Regions from separate parts of the Homo sapiens genome. Here region 1 is linked to region 2. The links are chromatin contacts, found by Hi-C in ENCODE. All regions are on one chromosome and are shown on one strand. The core of a region is the stretch at or near the end of the contact, and the rest is flanking DNA. Distances in the headings are between cores, read along the strand shown. Region 1 has its middle 100 kb from the start of LINC01455. Region 2 holds the start of CMYA5 (cardiomyopathy associated 5).

Region 1 (4,843 bases), core at 2,164-4,663, 150 kb before region 2:
ATTCCCCAAGCAAAGAGTGCATGTGAAGCTTATAAAACTTTCCTTCTCCCCCTCAGAGGGACAGTAGCCTGGCAAAAACCCAAATGTTCCAGGAGCAGGACTCACAGGCATCTTGCGGTGCGTCCATTCCCCAGAGGGAGCAAAAGGCGAGCATGCTCACTTCCCAGATGGCTAGTTTGGGAAGACAGGGGCTGGCTGCTCCCCAAACCCTTCCCTAATCACCTGGCCTTGGCTTAGGGAGCTGGAGTGGAGGCTGCTCCTCTGAGAAATACATTTGCCCTTTGGTTACAAAACATCTCCAAATGATTGATGAACCAGTCTCAGGGAAGAGAGAAATGTCACCAGCACATGAAATACAGCCACCTTGAGAAAAAAGTATTTCACCCTTTCTGGAGGCCCTAAGCCACAGGGACATTCATTAGAACAGGAGTGAAAGAGGATCAGATTCAGTTGCAGTTGCAGGGATGTGAGGCAGGCTGACAAAGAAGTCATGGTCCCATGTAACAAGATGATAAATTTGCTCACAATAAACTGTGACATTTGTTTTCTCCTTTGGCTAAGTGCCCCTAGTACTGGATCCAGCCCTTAGCTGGGGCCATAACTCTTCCTCAGCAGATGGTGTCCACTGGCCTTAGGAATCTGGGTGGAGGCCCTCCAGACTGCAGGTGGAAATGTCGCAGGCCATGTTGACCTTGGGCACACTCTGGCTCGGGACAGAAGCCGGTTCAGAGTTAGCCTCTCTTGGGGAAGCTACCAGCTTTGTGACCACATATTATTTCACCTCTCCAGGGCTTTGATTCTTCTTGTATAAAAGGTAGGGATCAGACTAGGTATGTTTTTGTAAACTAAAAAGAAAATCCTAAGTGTCTCACTGACTGAACAAACCCCTTGTGGCCAAGGGGACTCTAGAAAAGCCTTAAAACTCAGTTCCTGGCCATGACGAGGCAGGGGGTCAGACATGCCTCATTATTCCCCCTCTCTTTTATGGTTTTAACACAACTGACCAGCGTTCAGGTTAAAATAGAGACCATAAGATTGACAGAACAGACTCTTTGTTACAATAAGATACCATATTATACACAGGATCTAAGGCTATGCCAGGCAAGGGTTAAGTCACACACGCCTTAAAGAATAAACTGTGGGCCCAGTGGGTGGCTCATGCCTGTATTCCCAGCAATTTGGGAGGTCAAGGTGGAGGGATCACGTGAGGTCAGGAGTTCGAGACCAGCCTGGGCAACATGGCAAAATCCCATCTCTACAAAAAATAAAAAAATTAGCCATGCATGGTGGCACATGCCTGTGGTCCCAGCTACTCAGGAGGCTGCGGTAGGAGGATCAATTGAGCCAGGGAGGTCAAGGCTGCAGTGAGCCATGATTGTGCCATTGCCCTCCAGTCTGGGTGACAGGGCAAGACGCTGTCGCAGAAAAAAAAAAAGAACATGTTCTAACTGCCACGAGATTTTATCCCCTCCTCTAGCTGCTGAACAAGAACTGGACTCAAGATAAGCAAGATTAAAACAATTACAGCTCATCCAGCTCGCAGACACTGACTAACTGATCCCCTGTTCTACCAGCTGTATCGTATCTGTGATTGAATAAGAGACTGATTTCTGTAACTTTCTCCTGATAGGAAGACCACCAAACATGGACTGGTCCCGGCTGGCTTACAGAGGCTGTGCACTTAAGTGCCATCATTTGCTAAAAAGACCTTTTGACATATAGGGCCTAGCTGTAATACATTTCAATGTTCAGTCTCCATCCCAAGGTGAACATGGGTCATATGTTATATACATATTGTTTCAATACGCCCGTGTCAGGACTACCTTCATGAGTATACATAGCACTTCCTGCAACCTATTGAATATGTATGTTTAGCCAGCCGGGTTGGCATAAAGCTCCTACCCCAACTTCTCTTCCTTCCAAGTGCCCGTCTCTCTGGTCTTGGCTGGAGGCTGTGCTTCCCAGTCTGTGGGATGGCTACCTTGCGGACTATAACACCTTATAAAAAATAAAGTCTGCTTTCCTTTTCTTTTTTTTTTTTTTTTAATTTTTTAAGGTGGGGCGGGGGGGTCTCACTATATTTCCCAGGCTGCTTTTGAACTCCTGGGCTCAAGCAATCTGCCCACCCCAGCCTCCCAAAGTGCTGGGTTTACAGGTGTAAGCCACCATGCCCGGCCTCCTCTCCTATTCTAAATTTATAAATGGTGTGTGTGTGTTTTTAAGTTAATATTTTCAAATTTGTATTAGCAATAGAATACATTCTGTAGACAAGGCCCCCAATAACAGATAAAACAAATATAAGTGGAGCTTCTTCAAGGTTAGCATGACGTAATGGGAAGGAGTTTCAGAATTCGAATTCCAGCTCTGCCACTTATGAGGTGTGTGACCTTGGACAAGCTACTTACCCTCTGAGCCTTAGCTTTCTCATTCGTAAAATAGAGATTGTAATAAAACCTACTTCAGGCCAGGCACGGTGGCTCAAGCCTGTAATCCCCACACTTTGGGAGGCCGAGGCGGGCGAATCACGAGGTCAGGAGATCGAGACCATCCTAGCTAATATGGTGAAACCTCGTCTGTACTAAACATACAAAAAAATTAGCCGGGCGTGGTGGCGGGCACCTATAGTCCCAGCCACTCAGGAGGCTGAGGCAGGAGAATGGCGTGAACCCGGGAGGCGGAGCTTGCAGTGAGCCGAGATCGAGCAACTGCACTCCAGCCTGGGCGACAGAGCAAGACTCCGTCTCAAAAAAAAAAAAAAAAAAAAAAAAGAAAAAAAAGAAAAGAAAAAAACCTACTTCATAGGGTTACAGTAAGGATTAATGAGATAATGCATGTATAGTGCCTAGTACAGAAGGGTTTAGTGAGCATTTGCTACCATGATTCACCATTATCAGGTTGCAGCAGGGGTGGGGGCCTTGAGTTTCGCACACTCATCCTTCCTTCTCACTTTTATGCCACACCTGTAGTGTTGAAGAATCCTTGAGAGACCTCAGGGCTCTGTGGGGTGCAGCTTGAGAACCACTGGGTAGAGGAGTATTTCCTAGACTTTCCTCGGGTCAGAGTCACTGAGTAGCTTGTTAAATACCCCCCGCAACCAAGCTCAGGCCCCGGTGCTCTGTGCTTAACAAGCACATCAAGTGTTTCCTATCTTCAGGCACTTTGTGGGGACCTAGGAAGAGGATCCTAAAAGTCCCTCAGGTCTGATAGACCCAGATTTCATCTCTGCCTCAAGCAGGGGCAGGACCCATTCCCAGATGACCCCTGTAGCCTCGAGGCCACCTGGACCAGGCTGGTGGGGAAATGGCCTGTGCTCGCCTCCGAGGTGCCTGCCTGGCAGCTGGAACAGCTTGGGCCTGCCCTCTCACTGACCCCCTGGACTCTGGATCCTGGCCTCTCAGGCTGTCCTCCCAGCCTCAGCTGACTTTCCTGGCCCTCAGCAGGTGGCTGCCCGGAACTAAGGGTCCTGCTTCGCCTCCCTCTGGCCTGCCCGTGTCTGTGATTGCCAGCATCCTGGTGGGGCAATTTCATGGGAAGATGGGATCAGTACTTTAGAGTAAGAAATCTAAAGAGATGCTATTTTCTGCCTAATCTGTTTCTCCCCATGGGTCAATTTGGCTGCACTTTTATTTTGAAATAAAAGAACCTAGGAACAAATGAGCAAACACCTTATTATTAAGAACCATCTGCAGAAACTCCCGTGGAGCAGCTCCAAGGTCAAAGCTATCTGTTCTGCCTCATACACAAAACAGCCGACAGGCAGGCAGAATAGGAAATCATAGAATCATAAAAAGTTTGGGCAAACCATAGTACCTTCTTTTCAACTGAATATAAAAGTAAGAGTTCTCTCTGCAACGCAGAGACAATCTTCAAACTCAGAACATTTGTGTGTGTTTAACAGAAACAACAATGATCATGTTGAGTTGGCTGGGGCGGTCAGGAAAAATCAACAGCAGCCCTGAGACTCATTCTTGGCACTTTCCTTCTCTTTGATCCCAGATTTTCATTTTTCAAAAAGTGCCATCTGTTCTTCCTGTAACTTTCATGTTGGAGAAAAATAATTTCAATTCTTGAAATTGTGTGTTTTCTCCTTCTTTCCCCCTGCCTGATCCCTCTGTCTGCGCAGATGAGGGAGGGATTCAAGAGGTGAGTTTCTATTAATAAGCCTGTGTGACTAACTCCCACCAGGAGAGGATGGGCCTGTGATGCTGGGCTATTAAGCAAAGTTATAAGTAAGATATACCATGGGATTTGCTTTAGGTTGCCAAGAGACCTCTCTGTGGTGATGGAAATGCTCTCTGTCTCTGTGGCCCAATACTGTAGCCATGGGTGATTACTGAGCAATTGAAATGCAGCTAGTGCAGCTGAAGAACTATGTTTTTAGATGTATTTCATTTTAATTAATTTAAATTTAAATGTAAGCTACCAAATATCTAAATAGGTGTCACAGTTTAGGGGATTAATTGTGCATGTGCGTGTGTGTGTGCACGCTCTCTTGCGCACCTGCACACACACACTAGGGGAGGCTTCAGGGGAGATGAGCAGCAGGCTCAGGGATCCTACAGCAGCAGGCTCTGACCCTCTCCCTCCTCTACTGGTCTTCACTTGGTCCATGGTCCTTCCACAAACCACCACCAATTGCCCAAACCCCTCATGAAGCAGTTTCTTCCAGCATATGGCCACAAAGCTTTTTTTTTTTCCTTAATGAATGTAGCTTCCATGTACTCTTGTTATGTGGGCTCTCCTGATCTAACTACAGTCTTCAAGCCTACTAGCTTAAAAAAATTAGCTTCGTCTAAGAGGCTACCTCCAATCCAAACCATTAAGCATTTTGTTGAGAAGGAAT
Region 2 (4,752 bases), core at 2,234-4,733:
ACGACTCCTGACAGTTTCTGAATCTAAAATCAGATCGGTTGAGAACAGATACTTCCAAAGCCTCTGCTAGCTCTAAAATCCTGTGAGTTTTATAATCTGCCTTTCACAAAAGTTCTCCCATGAAGTTTTAGAAACATAAAAATCTTTTTTGATATCCACAAACTACAAGCACTATGAGGCATTTTATTATGATTCAAAACACTGCTCCAATGATGAAGGCTTCTCCAACCCTTCCAGGTAGCATGTATCCCAAGACTTTGAGGTGCTTCATACACACCTTTTCTTCCTTAAATCTCTTCTAACAGCTAATGACATAATTACGTTTTTCTGTTTCTCCAACTAGAAGGTGAATATGAGGACAGTAATGGATTCTTATTTTTGTATCCCCAGCACCTCGCATTGTCTATGGCAAATATTAATAGTAGGCACTCCATGAATGTTTAGTGAATGAATGAATACAAAGTGAAATAGGATCATTATTTATACTGAAAGCTGAGACCATCTCTCCCTTCATGGATGAATGGTGGGCAGAAGGTAGAGCCTTCCTGCTAATAATGACTCATCTGATGGAATAAAAGAAACTAAAGCTTAATGGGAACCTACTAAGAACCAAGCACTCCTACACACATTCACATAATTTATGCAATCCTTATGACAACCTTATGAATTAGGAATTCTTATTATTTTACAGATGAGAAAATTGGGCTCAAAGAGGACAGGATTTTCCCATTATGGAACAACTAATAGGATTCACAGGCCTCTTGATGTTACATGTCACATTCATATCACTGGATGATATATCAGAAGGATAGTTCTCTGATCCAATATCCATGTTGGTGTATGTAAATGATGAGCTTTCCTGCACTACAAAAGCATTTTATAATTAAAGAGAATTTTTCCTCAATTCAGAAAGGTAACTATAGATAATTATATATATCATACCTGAAAGGGTAAAGGAACGTTTACAGATTACTTTGTGTCTTTTGAATTTTTAAAAATGAAGGTTTGCAAACCAAAAATAAAATTCTAAGCCCCCGACCATCTGAGTGGACCCCTCCTTTCAGCAAGGGCATTCCAAAGCTAACCTGAAAAACTCACTCAGGCCGTGATGGTGGAGGTGGGGAGATGGAACATGCCTCACTACACTACACCCCCCTCCCTTTTGGAATTACTGATAGAACAACTCTTTCAGTCTAATAAGAAACACTTACAATCTATTCTCTCTCCAGCTGGCTACCTGGAGGCTTCATCTGCATGATAAAACTTTGGTCTCAACATCCCCTTATCATAATGCAGACATTCCTTTCCACTGATTCCAAGTCTTAAGAGAATAACTTAACTCTTTCAACCAATTGCCAATCAGAAAAAACTTAAACCTACCTATAACCTAGAAGCCCCCATGCCCTTCAGTTTTCCCACCTTTCTGGACCAAACCAATGTGCATCTTACATGTATTTGATTGAGGTCTCATGTCTCCCTAAAATGTGTAAAATTAAGCTGTCCCCCAACCACCTTGGCCACATGTTCTCAGGATCTCCTGCAGGCCGTGTCACAGGCCATTGGTCACTCATATTTGGCTCAGAACCAATCTCTTCAGATATTTTACAGAGTTTGATGCTTTTTCGTCGATACGTGTTTTTCCTAAATCCAGAAGTTTTGCTGACTTCCTGTTACCCTTGTCATCCAATAAAAAATAAATTGGATGCTTTTTCCAGGCCTCCATTTTCCATATTCCCTCATGTGTCCCTCCACTCTATTTATTCTGACCTCTTTCCCTGGTGTCCACCTTACTGTCTGTAGTCAGAACAGGCTGAAGTTTACTGCAGACAAATCACATCCTTTTCTGAAGGCCTTGACCTTTGTCAAATGGCAATGCAACCCCAGAGTGAATGGTCAGCTGCTCACATTTTAGTGTAAATGAGTTTTCAGATTCTCTTGGTTGTAAATTGTGGTTGGGCAAGGATATGAGGATCCCAGACAACAGTAAGGGAAAGGTTATAAAAGCTGAGTTGACAGACTTCCCCTTCTCAACACTGCCAAGGGATCACAGGTCCCCTACTCCCTGATCCACTTCCTACAGGTGCCTTCTCCTCTGCTCTTCCTGTTTGTAGTCCCTGCCCACTACTTCAAGGCAGCTCCAGCCCAACACTCCCTCTTCTGCCCTTGCACAGTACCCATAGTCCTCCCTTCCACCTCTATATAGTCTCACACTCCCCATGTTAGGGAAACGTTTCCCCATAGGGGAAAAAGTTAGGGAAACTTTTTCCACAAGGTCCTTGAGGCCAGGGACTGTGCTTGCTTCCCACTTGGCAGCTGTTTGATAAACAGGTGACATACATTCAGGACTTCTTGTCTGACCATCCATCCTCCTCAATGCCCCTCTATGGGCTACTTCTTCAACATCGGCTCTGCTGGCTTTGATTAGGTAAGCTGGGCGTTCTGAGATGGTACACACCCACCTGCCACCTTCAAAGCCTTTCTACTGTTATGAACAGACTGAGGAAGAGACATCACTGACTGACACACAGTCAGGAAAAAACCCAAAACTCATACTCAAGGAAAACAAGTGAAGGTAGAAGCTAATCCAAATAGACATTAGATGATTTCTATTATTCTCATTTTAGGGCCTTCTTAAAGGGACGGAGGGTGGGAGATCGAAGGGTGGGAGGTGCATCTTTTGTACATAGTATTACTTCATCGCATTCACGGAAACTGATATTTGGGATTTGGGACCAGGACTTGAAGAACAGGGATTACTGAAACTCATGCTTCTTTTCCCCCAAAGAATTTATGGGCCTTTGTATCAAAATAAGGTCACCTTATTGCAGCCTAGCCTACTGCTAGGCCCCCGGGGAGACCGCCATTCATCGGAAGGTACCAGTGCGCCTTCACCGCCTCCACCCCACCCCCTTCTCCTCTAGCGCAGGATTTCGCGATTGTTCCTGTGCCTCGGGCCAGATGTACGTGTTCCAGCACATTTCGGCAGTTATGCAGGACCTAAGTAAATCCTCAGGAATAAACAAGAGCAGCGAGTCACAAGGAGCTGGGGGCGGGGGTAATGAACTCTGCTGCAGGCGGGCCTGTCACTCCAGCTGACAGCGAGCACCTTCACCTTCAAGTTCTTTTAAACGACAGTGCACCCAGAGAGAAAGTGCCTAGCTCGAGGCAAACGAACCCCAGAGCTTAAAAACTTAAAGCAAACAAGCAAGGGTGCTGCTAGCTGCCCTGCAGGCCCTGGGCCGAGGAGAGAGGCTCGCGCTACCTGGAGTCCGGCTCCTCCTCCGACTCCGCCGCCGTCTCGTCCTCCTCGCCCTCCGACTCCTCCTCGGTCTCCAGCTCCCGGGTCGCCTCCTCGTCCCCGTCGGAGCCGAGAAAGCTCTCGCCAGCGTGGTTGCTATCGCGGCTCGCCATCGCCTCTCCCGGGCCTGGGCCGGGGCCGGAGCCGGAGCCGCCCGCGCCGCGCCTGGTGTTCTCCCTCCGACTGCTCTGGCCCCTGCCCTCCCCAGCCCTGCCCCTGCGGGGGCGGCTCGGGTTCCCGGCGCCGGGGGCGGGCGAGCCCCGCGACTTTAAATAGAAGGCGTCAAAGTTTCGCCACCGAGCTTCTGGGGCCCGGGCTCAGCTTCTCCTCTTCCCTGAGCCCTCCCCCGCCCCCGTTTCGCCAGATCCCTGGCGGGCCTTTCGGACAACTGGAGATCACTTTAAGGGGCGCGGGCTCCGGCTGCACCAGGGGGTTCAAAGGAGGAAAGGCAACCTAGCCCCGTCTCTTATTTCCTCCAGAGTGAGTCTTTTCGGTTTTGAGCTGAGCTACTTTCTGGACCCTTTATCCCAAACAATACCCTGAGCTGGGCACTTAACTACCAGGCACTCTGCTAAGGGTCTCGCTTTCATTACCTCGATTCTGTGGTGGTACCTGTAGAAGGTTTTACTGTAGTGCTGGTTTCCCAGATGAGGAAACTGAGACTCCGAAGAGCTCCAGCAGCTCAGGCTGTCATTGCTAGTAAAATGACCCAATGAGAAACAAAGCTAGGCGTGCCCTGCTCAAAAGCCCAGTTTTGAACCAGTGTTCCGTCCCGGCTCTCTTTATATCGCAAGTCAATATACTGTGTATTTTCTTGCTCAGTGGTCCCTGTTATTGAGCCAGGAAACTTTATCTCCACTCATCTTAAACCTTGAGGAGGAGCAATTTCCCCCACGTTAGCAAAAAGCTAAGTTTTGTCTGAAACTGGCCCAAATGCCCCAAACCTTTCCCCGGATCAAGTTGTGGTTAAAACCCCTCAATGGCTTCCCACTGCTCAAAGACTGAACCCCAACACCCTCACAAAGGTAACGGTTGCCTAACAGGCCATGTTTTACCTGTCTACTCTTTTTTTTTTTTTGAGATGGAGTCTTGCTCTTGTCGCCCAGACTGGAGTGCAATGGCGCGATCTCGGTCCAGTGCAACTTCCACCTCCTGGGTTCACGCGATTCTCCTGCCTCAGCCTCCCGAGTAGCTGGGACTACAGGCGCGCACCACCATGCCCAGCTAATTTTTGTATTTTTAGTAGAGACGGGGTTTCACCATATTGGCTAGCCTAGTCTCGAACTCCTGACCTCAGGTGATCTGCCCACCTCAGCCTCCCAAAGTTCTGGAATTACAGGTGTGAGCCCCCACGCCCAGCTGGTCAGGTGTCTTTAGAAGTCAGGAGTTCCCAACATTGTCAAGTCACTCCACTGTGTCTTTATTAACACAATTCCTTCTGCCTCAAAGGTTGG

Evidence for each region. A loop is a pair of places that touch in the nucleus more often than their neighbours do. Pooled maps may share reads with other maps.
Region 1: a map of uterus shows a loop between it and region 2 (2.6-fold over the local background). The contact joins the enhancer-like site here to the promoter of CMYA5 in region 2. A Hi-C loop is called at or near these places in 2 of 168 maps with a recorded cell type or tissue (gastrocnemius medialis and uterus) and 4 of 50 pooled maps.

Annotation. Positions count from the first base shown.
Region 1 is chr5:79,833,711-79,838,553 of GRCh38, reverse strand. No RefSeq gene overlaps it. Among named protein-coding and RNA genes, the nearest start is that of LINC01455, 100 kb to the left of the region's middle. Within about 2 kb of position 3,413, at least 5 of the 41 ENCODE cell types and tissues checked have a DNase peak (open chromatin) inside an H3K27ac peak, as active enhancers do; they include uterus, where a contact is called at or near this core.
Region 2 is chr5:79,688,567-79,693,318 of GRCh38, reverse strand. CMYA5 (cardiomyopathy associated 5) reads right to left here and starts at 3,483. Exons shown (of 13, transcript NM_153610.5): 1 at 3,263-3,483. The coding sequence starts at 3,411. RefSeq lists an enhancer at 3,472-3,973.